Regions from separate parts of the Mus musculus genome. Here region 1 is linked to region 2. Evidence: chromatin loops called from intact Hi-C (ENCODE). Cell type or tissue: heart. All regions are shown on one strand. Each heading gives the region's core, and the rest is flanking DNA. Links, peaks and the distances in the headings are about the cores only. Region 1 has its middle 190 kb from the start of Gm38767. Region 2 has its middle 14 kb from the start of Gm25737.

Region 1 (8,384 bases), core at 212-8,211, 640 kb after region 2:
TAAATCCATCTGTTTCCGGGCTTTTATTTTTGGTTGGGAGGTTTTTTAATGATTTATTCTTTTTTTTTAATGGGATATGGACCTGTTTAAATAGTTTACATGCTCTTGATTTAACTTTGGATGTGGTATCTGTCTAGGAAATAATCCATTTAATCTAGCTTTTCTAGTTTTGATGATTGTAGGCATTTGTAGTATGATCTGATGATTTTTTTGAATTTCCTCAGTTTCTGTTACTATGTCTCCCTTTTCATTTCTGATTTTGTTAATTTGGATACTACCTCTGGGCCATTTAGTTAGTTTGGCTGGAGTTTATATATCTTGTTGATTCAAAGAACCAGATTTTGGTTTTGTGGATTCTTTCTATTGTTCTCTTTGTTTCTTTTTGGTTGATTTTAGCCCTGAGTTTGACTATTTCCTGCATTCTACTCCTCTTGGGTGAGTTTGCTTCTTTTTGGTCTAGAGCTCTCAGGCATGCTGTTAAGTTGTTAGTGTAAGATCTCTTCAGTTTCTTTACCAGGGCACTTATTGCTATGAATTTTCCTTTTAGTACCACTTTCATTGTTTTCCAATAGTTTGAGTATGATGTGTCAAGATTTTCAGTAAATTCCAGGAAGTCTTTAATTTCTTTACTTCTTCGTTGACCAAGTTATTGTTGAGGAAGGAAAGAGTTATTCAGTTTCCATGTATATGTGGGCTTTCTGTTGTTTTTGATGGTATTGAAGATCAGCCTTAAGTTATTGTGATCTGTTAGGATGCATGGAATCATTTCAATCTTCTCGTATCAATTGAAGGTTGTTTTCTGACCAATTAAATGGTCGATTTTGGAGAAGGTACCATGATGTGCTGAGAAAAAGGTGTATTATTTTGTTTTAGGATGAAGTGTTCTGTAGATATCTGTTAAATCTATTTGGTTCATAACTTCTCTTAGTTTCATTGTGGCTTTGTTGTGATATGCTTAGTAACTTGTCTTTTCTTTGGTCTAGGTTGTTTCTTGTGTTAGTTTTCTTTCTAGGATCCTCTGTAGAGGTGGATTGGTAGATATATACTGTTTGAATTTGGTTTTGTCCTGGAATATTTTGGTTTCTCCATCTATGTTGATTGAGAGTTTTGCTGGGTATAGTATTCTGGGCTGGCATTTGTGTTCTCTTAGAGTCTGCATGACCTCTGAAGAGGCTCTTCTGACTTTCATAGTCTCTGTTGAGAAGTCTGGTGTAATTCTGATAGGTCTACTTTTGTATATTTCTTGGCCTTTTCCCTTGCACCTTTTAATATTCTGTCTTTGTTCTATGAGTTTAGTGTTTTAATTATCATGTGATGAGGATTTTCTTTTCTGGTCCCATTTATTTGGTGTTCTATGGGCTTTTTGTGTATTTATGTTCAGCTCTTTCTTTAGGTTGGGAATATTTTCTTCTATTATTTTGTTGAAGACATTTTCAAATCCTTTGAGCTGGGAATCTTCATTCTTCTCTATTCTGATTATTCTTAGATTTGATCTTTTCATTATGTCCTGAATTTCCTGGATGCTTTGGGTTAGGAATTTTTTATGTTTTGAATTTTCTTTGACAGTTCTTTCAATCTCTTCTACTGTATGTTCTACATGCATGATTCTTTCTTCTGTCTTTTTTATTATGTTGGTAATATTTACATTTGTAATTCCTGACCTCTTTTTAGGTTTTTCCATTCCCAGGTTTGCTTCCATTTGTGTTTTCTATATTATTTTTACTTCCACTTTTAGGTGTTGAACTGCTTTATTCAATTCCTCCACCTGTTTGATTATGTTATCTTGTATTTCTTTAAGTGAGTTATTTATATCTTCCTTAAAGGACTCTATTAATTTCATGAGGTAGGATTTTTGCTCAGCTTACTGTATTTAAGATGTTTTGGTTTATTTAGGGCTTGCTGTGGTGGGAGAGCTGGGTTCTGATGATGTCCATGTATATTGGATTCTGTTACTTATAATCTTGATCTTGCTTCTTGCCATCTGGTTGCCCCTGGAGTTTGCTGGTCTGGGTGACTTTGTCTGGAGACTGACTCTTTTGGCCCTGGGTTGCTTCAGGTCTCCTGTTAGGCCTGTGGCCCTGACTGTGTCAGACCACTGTGGGGCCTTCCAACTAGGGGATCCTCAGAGGGGCAGAGAAACTGTTGATCTGTTGCTCTGGCTTCAGTAGATCTCCTGGCAGGCCTTCAGACTGTTGGGTCTTCAGAGGAGTAGTCTGGCTGTTGTCTTGTGCAAAGATATTTTCCAAGGGAAATCTACTGACTGTGGTTTCTGTTTCCCTGTGTGCAGCAGAATTCCAGGGAGGCTTTCAGTCTGTTGGGTCAGTTGTTCTGCATTCCACAGTGTCCCCAAGCAGGTCTTCAGGCTGGTGTCTGTTGCCCAGTTGCCCTGTCTACAGAGGAGCTCCGGGGATGCCTTCAAGCTGCAGTGTCTTCAGGGGAGCACACAAGTTGGTGATCAGTTGCTTGGTTGCCTTGTGTATAGCAGATCTCCTGGGATGCCTCAGACCTTAGTGTCAGTAACCTAGAGTGAAGTGGATCTTCTGGGTTGTCTCAGGATATGGTGTCTCCAGGGGATCAGACTAGCTAACAGTCCACCCCAGCAGATATTCCTGGGCAGAAGACTACTGCTTAGGTTCTTATATCACATAGTGAAATTAATTTCAGCCAACGTACAGACTTAAATGTGTGTCTGCTTCTCTAACATATACTTATTGGCAGGCTCTGTTCTTGACACTTGCAATAAAAACATTTGCTTCTAAGATCAGCAATGAAAAGGAAAGGAACAAACATAAGCTATTATTGAAAAGATTAAGAATTAGGAGACAAAAATAAGGCAGGGAAACAAGTGCTACTATAAACTTCGGCAGATTATGGTGGCAAATAGATATGATTACAATGACAATTCTTTTTCATTACTGTTTATATTATCTTTTAAAATGCATACTGTTTAAATATTTGGTGGAGAATTAAGTGGAATTGCCTGTTTCTACATATCAACAGGGAGAAAAATCTGTGAGTTAGAATGAATGGTTCTTTGTAGGCAGCCACACTAGACTTTAGAACCTTGAAATCAGTCAGTCGTTTTCATGCAGAATTCCTCTGGCCTGTACACAGAGGGAAAGGACAACTTGCATGTGGATTCTCTGATAGCTTATTTTTAGGAAACATTTTAGATTCCAATATTACAATGTTTCAATATTGAATATATCAGGTGAAAAAAAGATTTCGATATGCAAGATTAAAATTTGGACAACTCATTATGTTGCATGGCTGTTTGGTTGTAAAAGGGCATATTCAAGATGGATGAATGTTGCAGTTCTTACTGATAATTCTCATTTTTTGTTCTTTTAGTCTAACAAAAAAGTAAATAGGATGGGGACAGTATGTGGTTTTGGATATAAGGAAATTAAGTTTCTTGTTTATGTATCCTTGTTACATTTGCTATCCTTTATCTATTTCTAATGAAGAGTAATAGCTTATTAAAAACATTTTAATTTAGGTTTAAGGATGAGAGATGCTTAGAAAGACATCTAAGAGAATGGGTATATATCCAAGTGTGAGCCCGGGCTTAAGGGGCAATACATCCTTCATCTCTTGACCTTTCCATAAGATGTTTGCCATGTAAAAATGATGTATCATATCTTAAAATATTCCTATATATTTTCACATACTACATGTTCACACCATCCTTTGAAATGCCCAAACTTAACTTGTATTTTCAGTGTTCACTCAAAATCAGTCCTGTTGCACCCAGTAACAGACAGATATATGTAGTCTAGGCACTACAGAATAAACCAGTTTCAAGCATGTCAGCTTCTTTAATTCCTCTACCTCTGCTTCTTCCTAGAGAGGCATGGAAACTCCAGGGGCCACCTGGAGAGTAATGGTGTTGAGCAATGTCACTGGTGCTTCCACATTTGCAGTTCACTTCACCCACAGGTGGCAGGCCTTACTAAAATGGCTGCATCCCCCCACTGTGTAGTAGTTCATGCTGCCATCTGCTGGCGTTTCCTCTTGTTACAGCCATGAAAACTCAGGTCCCTAGATCAATATCAGAACTTCCAGCTGCATGTTTTCTGGATAATTTTATCTTTCTTACTATTACTCTGATATTAGGGTTACTCCATATCGGCCACAGAGCCATTATAGTTGGTTTCCTGTTATTGTGATGGCAGTGGGACTCCCCAGAAGAGCCCACTCTCTTGGAGTTCTCCATATGATGCAAGGCACAACTCCTAGTTCTCAAACTTCCTTTCCTGCTCTTGAAAGAATTTTCATTTCCTTTATTTTAGACAAAACATGGGTAAGGATTTGCTACCATATTATTTTGCCTTAGAACTTGGCCACAAAGAACAAGCCACTGACACAATTCTTTTTAGTATTGTTCAGTACCGCCATCTTTCTATAAAAAATACTTAATTCAGTCTGATGCAGCAGACCATACCACAACAAAGGCCGAGAAAGCACAAAGCACCATTCCAATGTGAGGATGCTATCCTACACCAATGGCAGGACAGTGGGATCTAGTCGTCTTCCTTCTCTTGCCTTTTAGTTAGTAGCATGGTATACTAAGCCCCTTATCACTTCTAGATTTTGCAAAAAACTTCCAATGTCTATAATTCTAGTACTTTTCTTTATACCAATTATTTTAAAATTTTTATTCTTTGAATTATTTGGTATTTATGTTGTGTAAAGTGATAGAGGAATGCAGATTAACAATTTCTCAAAATTACAGTATGGTTACCTGCTGCATTAAAGTTCTTAAAGAATGATTGATTCTAAAGTCCTGTGAGATTCTAGACATCGTTGATAATTTTATGATGAGTTTATAACCTTGCCATTTATATTCCAAATATTGATTTGATACTAAATGTTGGCTGTGTACCAGAACATTTGGGGGTGTATATAAAAACAAAACACCCTGTTAATTGGTTCCTGACTGATACAATCTTTATGGGATACATTATAGGTACTGCAATTTTTAAAATCTTCCTAATCTATTTTACTGTACAGTCAAGGTGAAGACTTGTGAACTAAAGCTTGTCTTTGGGTTAAATAAAACATAAATGAAACCCATGCAATACTTTTCATTGGCATGATGTGAAGGGAACATCTCTCATGATGTGGGGGACTGTTATCACACAGATTTTTCAGTCCCTACAGGAGGATTTATAATTTGATAAGTCTGGTAAGATGTCTAAAACTTTATGTTTCGAAAATGTATCTAGCCTTTGTAATGATGTTGGCCCAGAGTTCAGCCTTTAAGGAATCTTGCCATTGAGTACATAGTATACCTTTAGGCATAATAAGCCCAATCTTGATTTAGGCATGAGTTAAAATGAACCACGTTTACTTGGCTTCACCCTTTCCCCAGGTATTTTCGAGTAGGTGGTAAATTGAAAATGATATATACAGAATGTGATTCATGTTCACTGGTTATTGTTTGCAAAATCAGTTAAGGTGCAGTAAAAGGAAACATTAAAAGGAGAACCGTGAGAAAGTTAGAACAGAGGTAAGCTGATATTTATAAACATGAAGTAAAACTAATTTGCTGTTGGATCAAAAGTTTGGCTAAGCTTTCTACCAGTGATCATCAGAGAAGCACAATCCTTGCAGACATTAAAAATTCTCCTAAAGTAAAAACAATGCAGATGCTTCAGATAAAACCAACCCTATCCTGGCACTAAGAATCAATTTCTTCTATGCTTATTTCCAAGATTTATGTCATGCACCATTTACAATGCTAGGAGTGACACAATATTTTGTATTATTGTGCAGTGCATTCCACTACTTAGAGTCTGAGATCTTTTAATGAGCACAATATATGAGTTATTTGTACACTGAATTTGGATTTTTTTGCTAATTACATTTCAAAGTGTATTATTTAGAGTTCTCAATTTCTCAATGTGAGTCATTGCTGTCCATCAAGTTACAGTAGAAACAACTGTACAGAAACCAAATATGATGCTATTGATATCACTCTTGCCATTCTCTTCAGTTTTCTTGGCTAGAGCTAATCTCTAAAGTTGCTATGGCCTTGGCTCTGAACCAGGATGAAAAGACACAGATTATCTTTTGGTACCTGGTTAATCAGGAAGCTTTCTATCTCAGATGCAATCAGCACAGCAATGGAAAGGTGAAGTTACTTGATGCACATGATCCTAGCTAAGGTAGAAAGGGGCAGCAACAGTCTATTGTCATTTCAGTTTTCAAACAGTAAGTCAGTTATATTTTCATGGTGCATTAATGCCATGATGCATTTTTAATTATTAATTTATCCTCTCATATATTACATCCCGATGGCAGTTCCCCTTCCTTCCCTTTGCCCCCCAGCTCCAACCTCCCCTTCCCATTCCTCCTTGATTGCCCTTCAGGAAAGGGCAGTGCTCCTAGGTCAACCAAAGATAATTCCCTGGTCTCTATGTTATATGTTATTATTTACTTGTTTGTTTGTTTGTTTGTGTTTAAAATACTCCATATCCATTTTGACCTGAGCCAAAGATGGCTGCAATACGTCTTGTAGATAAAATATTTGTAGATATGCCTTATTTAAGAGTGAGATGGAGCTATGCTGGTAACAAATTTTATGCTGGTGAGCTAAGAACATGAAATAAACTATTTCATATATATATATATATATATATATATATATATATATTGCTCATTCTTTCTCTACAGATTGTGTATGTGTGTGTGCATATGCATGTGTTGATCTTTATATAACCACATGGTATTTCACATTGTGCAATGGACTTTTCTTTGAAACAAAAATTTAAAAGATACTCTGTAATATTTCATGCATCTATAGTCTATTTCCTTTCATTATTATGTATTACTTTGAATTAAGCAAAAACACACAATACAAGACAATACATTAAAATTTTAGAAAATGCATTAAAACCAGGGGTTTACCTCTTTTTACTTTCCCAAGGAAACCAAATTTTTGCAAGAGCCAATGATCCAGTTTCACTAATTCCCTATTTGTAGTGCCTTATAAAACCAATGACTTCTTTCCAGAATTGACATTGTATTTCAAAATTTACCTTCAGATACATAAATTACATGGTCTCCTGTATTTCAAAATAGTTTGTGTATCCTGTGCATCAACATATATTAGATAAAAACCCTGATGATGCCTCAATATATTGAATGTATTTAGTGTTATCTTAAGTAAAAGATTATTTTTGCAGCATGAATTTTTGTTTGTTTGCTTTTTTTAATAATGGGTATTGGCTCTATAGACAGATAACCAAGGTTCAGTCCTTGTCCCTGCCACTGATCAGGAGTATGAACTTAAGCTTGCTCCTTAAGTTTAATTAGCCAAGCTTCCTCATCTTTAAAGTAGGAGAAGGAAGGGAGAAATCGAAAGATGAAGCAGCTTCTATGATATTTCTAAGTTTGAGTTGGCTGGTTGGATGTTGACCAGAGAAAGAGAGGTATAATTAGAATTTCCATTACCCAGCAGGGAGGGGTTATCTGTGCAGACACAGATATTAAAAAAATAATAAGCTGCTCTATTTTAATACCTGTGAGTATAAAGCTTTTCAATTGAGTTGTTTACAATCCAGCTGTACACGGCTCTTCTCACTAATGAGTTTTGTGGGAACTTATAATTAAGAGGCTAGGCCACAAGTATACATACTTCTCATTCTCAAAATTTGGCTGAAAATAATCATAGCCCAAAACTGGTGGGATTTAAAAATGAAGAAAAACATAGACAGCTAATGAGATTTAAAAATATGAACATGAGGTTATAATAAAAAAATCCATAAGAAAAATATGCCAAGATGAGACTGGAAAAGAGAAATAAGCAAAAAGGAAAACGCAGAATGCAGTAGAAGCAGGGAACTAGCATGTGCTGAAGACAAATCCACATTATGCTCAGTCTCTCGGAGAGTTGGGCTCCTACACACTTTATAGACATATAAAGTAAAAAGGTATTTTAAGTCTTACAGACACACTTTATTTATGTTGTTTGGTATATATTTCTTTCTAGTTCCTTTGCCAGTACTAATGCAGAAAAACTTATTTAATGAACAATAATGTATAAAATGAATAAGAAAACTTTGAAATAAAATGAAGGGTCCTAGAGTTGTGGAGTTGTTATGCACATGGTGACTTTTCTATAAGAGACTCATGGATTATGATGCATTATCAGGTATCTTCAATCTTTCATCAGTGTCTTACAGTTCTTCTTGAACAACTATTTCATTTTATATATATATATATATATATATATATATATATATATATATATTGCCCATTCTTTCTCTACAGATTGTGTATGTGTGTGTGCATATGCATGTGTGTTGATCTTTATATAACCACATGGTATTTCACATATCAAAAGTGCAATGGACTTTTCTTTGAAATAAAAATTTAAA
Region 2 (8,384 bases), core at 344-8,343:
CGAGACCTACATGATGGAAGGAAAGCCAATTGTTCTCTGATGATGGTCAGATGTATGTCACGGTACATGTGCACCTACAAACATACATAGACATGTACACATACACAAAACATAGTAAATGCATCTAAAATTATTTTCTTTTCATGGCATTTCTAAAATTGTTTCCTCTGTGTTGCCTGTGGCTGAGCTACCACTAAAGACCATTGCCATATCTGTAATTTGTGCTGCCCCTGAAGCCATGTTGACGCCCAATGGCTGTGCTGAATTCTTAAACAGGTACCTTCCTGAAAACAGCAGACATATTCAAAGTCCATGATCCATACTCCCATTTGTAGTAATATAAATGGTAAGAAAATTACTTATTAATTGTATTGATGACTGCTGAGTCACAGAAAGCTCCTGTGACAACTCTCACCCCCATACCACCCCTGCCTCCTCAAAAAAAAAAAAAAAAAAAAAAAAAAAAAAAAAGTAACAACCTAGACAGAAAGTCATTGAAGAGAACTCTTTAAAATTGTGACAAGGATACTAAAATGTCAGTCTCTACAACTGATGAGTTTTGGCTGGGGTTCAGGTAGGGAAAGACTTAGTTTCCTTTAAGGGGCTGGCCTTGGGGAGTTTAACTATGCTCCAGTGAGTATATGGGCCTCACAAGTTGAACTTTCTTTCTTTTTCTTTAGGGGGAGAGTCACAAGAGTTAAGAAGTGGCCTGGGAGGACAGACAGGGAAGTGTAGTTCGAGTGCATGATGAGAAATTTCCAAATAATAAATAAAGTATTAAGTTGGAAATAAAATTGTTTCCTACTAGACAGAATTAATTATTCTCAACTATTCTATAAAACTCAATGAGTTGTTTAATGTGCGACTGAATTGCCATTTCTAAAACCACCTTTGAAAACTAATGTAGTTTGCTCATTGTAATCTGCTTTGCTTTGACATGCAAAAACTTCTAAACGTGTGCCTTGCTATTAGTAATAAATAAGCTATGATTCAGATGTATATGTGTATTGGTAGGAGCCCAAGCAGAAAGATGTCATGGAACAACAATAAAAGAAAGCAATGTTAACTTGCTTTCCCAAAAAATACTTCATAGTATGTCGACAGTTTTTTTGATCACTTCAAATACAGCCGCAATTATAGCTGCCACATTCAACATTTAATAATTAGTAATTTGCATCACAAAACAACATGGGCCCACCAGCGTTGTTTCTCCTCTGTGAATTGTGCTTTGAGCTGCTTTAAATAGATGATGCAGTAAGCATAATGATGTAACTAGTTCATGCTATTACGTTTAATTTAAAATGTATCTGAAGAGTTCTGAGGATCATAAATAATAAGGACAAGCATTAAAAGTCAATAGCTGATGTTATCGATGCATCAAGTTAATGAGCTGATTCATGTTTTCTGGTAACTTTTCATCCCTTTATGGGATTTCCCACTAGAAGCAAGGGTTCAGAACCACTTCCCTGTTCATTTATCTTTTCTTATGATAATTTTTCTTTCTTCAACACATTCTTTCTTAATGATCCTCAAAGAAGCTATGGTCACATCAGCTTTAAAGTGTATGTTAAAATATAGCTAAGGTAGAAATTATTTTTACTAGAAATTATCAGAACCCAAGTATTAATTAATTCATCTGAAGGGAATTTAAATGAACACACCTGAATATACATGGCCAAAGGAAAACAACAAACATTCTCCCTTTTTATAGGTCAGGTTCCAAAGTCTTCATTTTGTGGTAAATAGATAATACAATTCTCCCTCCCAAAAGAGCATAAAAATAGATTGAATACTTTTTAAAAGCAATATGGTTGGAAGATAACTCTGTGAGGAATCATAGCCAGCACTAGTTTCTTCCCAGGAATTCATTAAAAGAGAATTGATTAGCAGGTTTGATATTCTTTAAAATAAATTAGATTTTATTTTGCATAAATTTCAGCTGGAAATGAAATTGTAAATTAAAATGTCTCCTAATATAATTACATTGTCATCTATTATAAATCATTTTGGAAATAAAAACTCTACTTCTTAATCAAGCAGTTTTAAGCAGAATGAAACGGAGACCTAAGCAGCAGCTGAAATGCATGAGCATTGTGGAACACAGAGGAGAAAATAAGATGCACACCCTGGCCATGAATACCTAATATGAAGATGAGTGGCTATATACGGGATATAGGTTAAGTTTAGTATATTCATTTTGAAGATTTATTTTTATAACTTGAAAAATCTCATTTTTTTGCATTTAAAATAAGGTAAGGTTGTGGCAAAAGGTTTGTCCATCTGTTTCTTCTGGATAATTAAGATCATAGGATATATTTGGGCATGACTAAACTGAATGGTAATAAATGCATAATTGTTTCAGTGGGATGTGTTATGCTTTGGGGTAACTTACATCTTACTTTTCTCTTTTTCTTCTCCTTCTTCTCCTTCTCCTTCTTCTTCTCCTCCTCTTCTTCTTTTCTTCTTCTTCTTCTTCTTCTTCTTCTTCTTCTTCTTCTTCTTCTTCTTCTTCTTCTTTTTCTTTCTTCTTCTTCTTCTTCTCCTCCTCCTCCTCCTCCTCCTCCTCCTCTTCTTCTTCTCTTCTTCTCCTTCTCCTTCTCCTTCTCCTTCCTTCTCCTTCTCCTTCCTTCTCCTTCTCCTTCTCCTTCTCCTCCTCCTCCTCCTCCTCCTCCTCCTCTTCTTCTCTTCTTCTCCTTCTCCTTCTCCTTCTCCTTCTCCTTCCTTCTCCTTCTCCTTCTCCTTCCTTCTCCTTCTCCTTCTCCTCCTCCTCCTCCTCCTCCTCCTCCTCCTCCTCCTCCTCCTCCTCCTCCTCCTCCTCCTCCTTCTTCTTCTTCTTCTTCTTCTTCTTCTTCTTCTTCTTCTCCTTTTCTCCTTCTCCTTCTTTCTCCTTCTCCTTCTCCTTTCTCCTTCTCCTTCTCCTTCTCCTTCTCCTTCTCCTTACTCCTTCTCCTTCTCCTTCTCCTTCTCCTTCTCCTTCTCCTTCTCCTCCTTCTCCTTCTCCTTCTCCTTCTCCTTCTCCTTCTCCTCCTTCTCCTTCTCCTTCTCCTTCTCCTTCTCCTTCTCCTTCTTCTTTTCATTTACTGCCAGAGCAATGTTACGTAAACCTCACCTCTAAAAGAGGGCTTCAAAGTCTATCAGGAAAGTTCACTGTGAGTCCTTAAGGACATGATAATACAGAATGCCTTTCCAGGCACTTAGTAACCAACGTGCCTACAAAGTATCCAACTTCAAACTACTAGTTAGGAAAATTTATTGAAAAGGACACTGTGATGATTTGTATATCCTTGGACCAGGGAGTGGCACCATCTGAAGGTGTGGACTTGTTGGAATAGGTGTGACCTGGTTGGAATGGGTGTGTCACTGTGGGTGTGGGTATAAGATCCTCACCCTAGTTGCCTGGAAGTCAGTCTTCCACTAGCAGCCTTTGGATGAAGACATAGAACTCTCAGCTCCTCCTGAGCCATGCCTGCCTGGATACTGCCATGCTCCCACCTTGATGATAATGGACTGAATCTCTGAACCTGTAAGCCAGCCCCAATTAAATATTGTTTTTTATAAGACTTGCCTTGGTCATGGTGTCTGTTCACAGCAGTAAAACCCTAAGACAGACACCATAAGGCAAAGCAAAATGGACTGCCCTGTTCCCACCATCCTCCCTATATTAGCCTCAAACGTATTCAGAGAGTGAGTGTGGGTTTGTATCTGCTCTACTGCTAAGCTTTCTGAATGCCCCACCTCTTCTGCTGCCCCCTCCTCTCCCACTTTCTTACACAGTTGATAATTTTATTTCATTCTTTTCCTCTCTGTTCTTAGTCTTACAGACTAAGGTTTATGTGTATCCTAGAAATGATGTATTATTACTTTAATTTCATCACACGAAGAGATGACTTATATACGATTGTTTAACACACTATTTAACTTTCTACATATTTGGAACTCTATGAAGCTTTTTAATACAATTTTAGAGAATTGATGCTCATTTAGATGTGCCCACTTATGATTTTAAGTTATAAATAACAACTTAGTTATTATTCTTTTCTGACTGCATTGATAACCTTTAATCTTATATTATTTTTATTTTTTCCAAAGAGCACACTTATTCCATTCCAGCAAGTCTGGAGGCAGCAAATCTTAAGTGAGGTAACTGAGACCCAAAAGGATATGCATGGTATGCATTCACTAATAAGTGAATATTAGCCAAAATAGGACAGAATCCCCAGGATACAATCCACAGAACTCAAGAAGGCTACCAAGCAAAGCACCCAAGTGAAGATGCCTCAGCCCCACTTGGGAGGGAGAAGAAAGCAATCACAGGATGGGGAGGTTGGGAGGGACCTGGGTGTGGAAGGCCACAGGGAGGGGAAGAGGGGAACATGATCAGGCATTGGGCAGAAGGGGGACAGGACTGAAGTTCTGAGGGCCAGCAGAAAGAATTGAAGCAGGCAACCTCATGAGGTAGGAGATTGGGGGACCCTCTAGAATGTACCAGAGAACTGGGAGGTGAGAGACTCTCAGAACAAAAAGAAAGGGACCTTAGATGAACTGCCCTACAGTGGGGAGAAGAAACTTGTATAGTCTACCTCCAGCAGAAAGATAGGCCATCAAGTGGAGGGATGGGGTTGCCATCCCACAAAACTCTGACCCAGAACTGTTCCTGTCTGAAAGAACTGATGGGACAAAAATGGAGAAGAGTGTGAGGAAAAGGAGGTCCAGTGATCGACCCAAATTGAGATTCAGTTAAGGGGGAGGCCCCATGGTCTGACACTATTACTGATGCTATGGTGTGCTTACAAACAGGAGCCTATCATGACTGCCCAACAAGCACATGAAGGAGTTAGATGCAGATACTTAAACCCAACCAATGGACAGAAGTTGCTGACCCCTGTGGTTGAATTGGGGGAAAGCTGGAAGAAGCTGAGGAGGAATGTGGTCCCATAGGAAGACCAGCAGTTTCAACTAACCTGTACTCCTGGGATCTCTCGGATACTGAGCCACCAACCAGGTAGCATACACCAGCTGATATGAGTCCCCCAACACATATACAGCAGAGGATTGCTGGGTATGGACTCAGAGAAGATGCACATAGCCTTCAAGACACTTGGGGCCCCAGGGAGTAGGGAGGTCTGGTGGGGTGGGGATATCCTCTTGGAGATGGGGGGGGTGCAGAGGTGAGGAGGTGTGGGATGAGGAAAAGTTTGAGGGTGGACCAGGAGGAGGGTAAAATCTGCATCGAAAAAAAAAGATTAAAGAATAAAAAATAAAATAAAATAAACTTTTCAGTGACTGTATTTTACCCTCATCTCTGAGCATACATTTTTAGTGTTATAGAATTTTTGTTGTTTGGGTTTTTTTTTTTTTTTTGAGGGGAGTCATGCTTATAACACATTGATTTTAATTCTGTTCTCTGTGGTTCTTAATGTTGCTAATAGTAAACAAGAGTGGTGTGAGTATGTCCCACCCCTTTGAAAACAATCTTGTCTGGGTTAAAAGGGAAAATGGCTGCTTTGGGTCTTAATCATTTCTATAATTTCACTGTTTTATATATATCCTCACTATTATCTTTTTTCTCTTTTGAAAGTGATAAGCTCTGCCCTAGTTATGAACATTGTACTTACACAAACAAAACAACTAACAAAAATAATAGTCATGGCCACACTATAGTCTCAATACTGACTATAAATACATACACAGAGGGGGGAAAACAATTCTTGAACTTATGAATTATATAAACACCGAGGGGTTTTTTGTATCATATAGTAGTATCTTTTATTCTCCTGATATAATTTTCAACTCAGAGGCTTAATGTTGAATAACTTTATGCTTTCTAGTTCTTTCTGAACTCTGATGGCTGGTTCAATTCTGTTCTCACTCAGACTCATGTTAAAGCTGACTAATTCAATCGGGCTTCTCTCAGATTCTAACTGAATTGCTCTGCTTGACCTCAAACTAATGCTGGCAATTTGTTCTAATCTTCTGGTTCCCACTCATTCTCTGACTTCAACTGCCTCTGCTGACCCCCACTGAATTGCATGAATGAACTCAACTTCATTGCACTGAACTCACTCACTGAACAAAACTTACTTTCTTTCCCTGCATTGCTCCTTAATTGCTTCTCTGTTTGTGCTGCTCTCTTGAGAATTGGAAGTATCCTATCACTGACTCATCTTGTCAAATATTTCTTTGATACATCACTTCATCTACCCCTCAATTAGACTCCATTGTTTGGAATTAAAGGTGTGGAGTAAGGATGTGTCTATATTCCAGGCAGATCACAGATCTAGGTCTTTAGACCCTTGCCAGAGTATGTATGTTGCAGAATTAAAACTCCTCTACAGTATCTCCTAAATAATAAATGTAACTCATTGCTTGCTTTAATTTTCCATTTCCTTCAGGTATAAGGGAAAATGAAAACTCCTCAAGCCTTCAAAAATATCAGTTAGATGATTTAACAAACCTCTTCTTTTGAACCAAAACCTGAAAGAGCTGAGAAAAGATTGGTGTTGTTCTTCTATGGCAGGTTTGACCAAGTAAAGAGTAAGAAACTATGATCCTAGAGTTAGATAATTGAAAATGTCTGTTATATTCAAAGGGATTCCTGTTTAAGAAGCCAAACACCAGTTTGTATAGACCAGATACAAATAGCTGAATGAAGACTACAAGAGCTTCCTGGCACTCGTAGGCAATCGTGAATTTTGGCAGTGTTACAATGAAGACATTTGAACTAGCCAATGCAAAGCTGAAATTCATATCCAAAGTTGAAATATGAGAGGAAGCTATATTATAACTTTGTGGCCAACAGTCCTGTTAGGTTAAGGGACATCAATAACTGTTATCAGCTGAAGAGCAGCATCTTGGCTTTACTTCAAACATTTGTCTGAAACATTGCCCTTTTTCTATACTGGTGAGAATGGTTCTGTGTGAATAGGGTCTGTGTTCTTTCTAAAAATAGAGATTTTATATTTCAAAATTCTACAATCCACCACAAGGGGGACCCCAGAGCCTCTGGATTTGAAAAATAATTTCAGATATCTTGTTTGTTAATTCTTTAAGAACTCTTATAATTTGGTTATTATTTAAAACATGCCTTTTCTTTTTTATTTATTTTTATTAGATATATTCTTTTTTTTCCATTTTTTATTAGGTATTTCGCTCATTTACATTTGCAATGCTATACCAAAAGTCCCCCATAGCCACCCACCCCCACTCCCCTGCCCACCCCCTCCCCTTTTATGGCCCTGGCGTTCCCCTGTACTGGGGCATATAAAGTTTGCGTGTCCAATGGGCCTCTCTTTCGAGTGATGGCCGACTAGGCCATCTTTTGATATATATGCAGCTAGAGTCAAGAGCTCCGGGGTACTGGTTAGCTCATAATGTTGTTCCACCTATAGGGTTGCAGATCCCTTTAGCTCCTTGGCTACTTTCTCTAGCTCCTCCATTGGGAGCCCTATGATCCATCCATTAGCTGACTGTGAGCATCCACTTCTGTGTTTGCTGGGCCCCGGCATAGTCTCACAAGAGACAGCTACATCTGCGTCCTTTCAATAAAATGTTCATAGCAGCCTTATTTCTAATAGCCAGAAGCTGGAAGGAACCCAGATGCCCCTCAACAGAGGAATGGATACAGAAAATGTGGTACATCTACACAATGGAGTACTACTCAGCTATTAAAAAGAATGAATTTATGAAATTCCTAGCCAAATGGATGGACCTGGAGGGCATCATCCTGAGTGAGGTAACACATTCACAAAGAAACTCACACAATATGTATTCACTGATAAGTGGATATTAGCCCCAAACCTAGGATACCCAAGATATAAGATATAATTTGCTAAACACATGAAACTCAAGGAGAATGAAGACTGAAGTGTGGACACTATGCCCCTCCTTAGATTTGGGAACAAAACACCCATGGAAGGAGTTACAGAGACGGAGTTTGGAGCTGAGATGAAAGGATGGACCATGTAGAGACTGCCATAGCCAGGGATCCACCCCATAATCAGCATCCAAACGCTGACACCATTGCATACACTAGCAAGATTTTATTGAAAGGACGCAGATGTAGTTGTCTCTTGTGAGACTATGCCGGGGCCCAGCAAACACAGAAGTGGATGCTCACAGTCAGCTAATGGATGGATCATAGGGCTCCCAATGGAGGAGCTAGAGAAAGTAGCCAAGGAGCTAAAGGGATCTGCAACCCTATAGGTGGAACAACATTATGAGCTAACCAGTACCCCGGAGCTCTTGACTCTAGCTGCATATATATCAAAAGATGGCCTAGTCGGCCATCACTGGAAAGAGAGGCCCATTGGACTTGCAAACTTTATATGCCCCAGTACAGGGGAATGCCAGGGCCAAAAAGGGGGAGTGGGTGGGCAGGGGAGTGG

What was found. Hi-C counts contacts between places; a loop is a spot of excess contacts. Peaks named below come from ENCODE experiments on the same cell type or tissue, not always from the same donor. Only the 100,000 strongest peaks of a DNase experiment are listed, where the experiment ranks them.
Region 1: a loop joins it to region 2, with 9 times the contacts of the local background. A loop is called at or near these places in 11 of 42 quality-filtered maps.

Annotation. Positions count from the first base shown.
Region 1 is chr6:14,203,742-14,212,125 of GRCm38, forward strand. No RefSeq gene overlaps it. Among named protein-coding and RNA genes, the nearest start is that of Gm38767, 190 kb to the left of the region's middle. In heart, for the core only: a CTCF peak has its summit at 4,001 (motif pointing left); no DNase peak of the experiment used is centred there.
Region 2 is chr6:13,558,958-13,567,341 of GRCm38, forward strand. No RefSeq gene overlaps it. Among named protein-coding and RNA genes, the nearest start is that of Gm25737, 14 kb to the left of the region's middle. In heart, for the core only: a CTCF peak has its summit at 6,986 (motif pointing right); no DNase peak of the experiment used is centred there.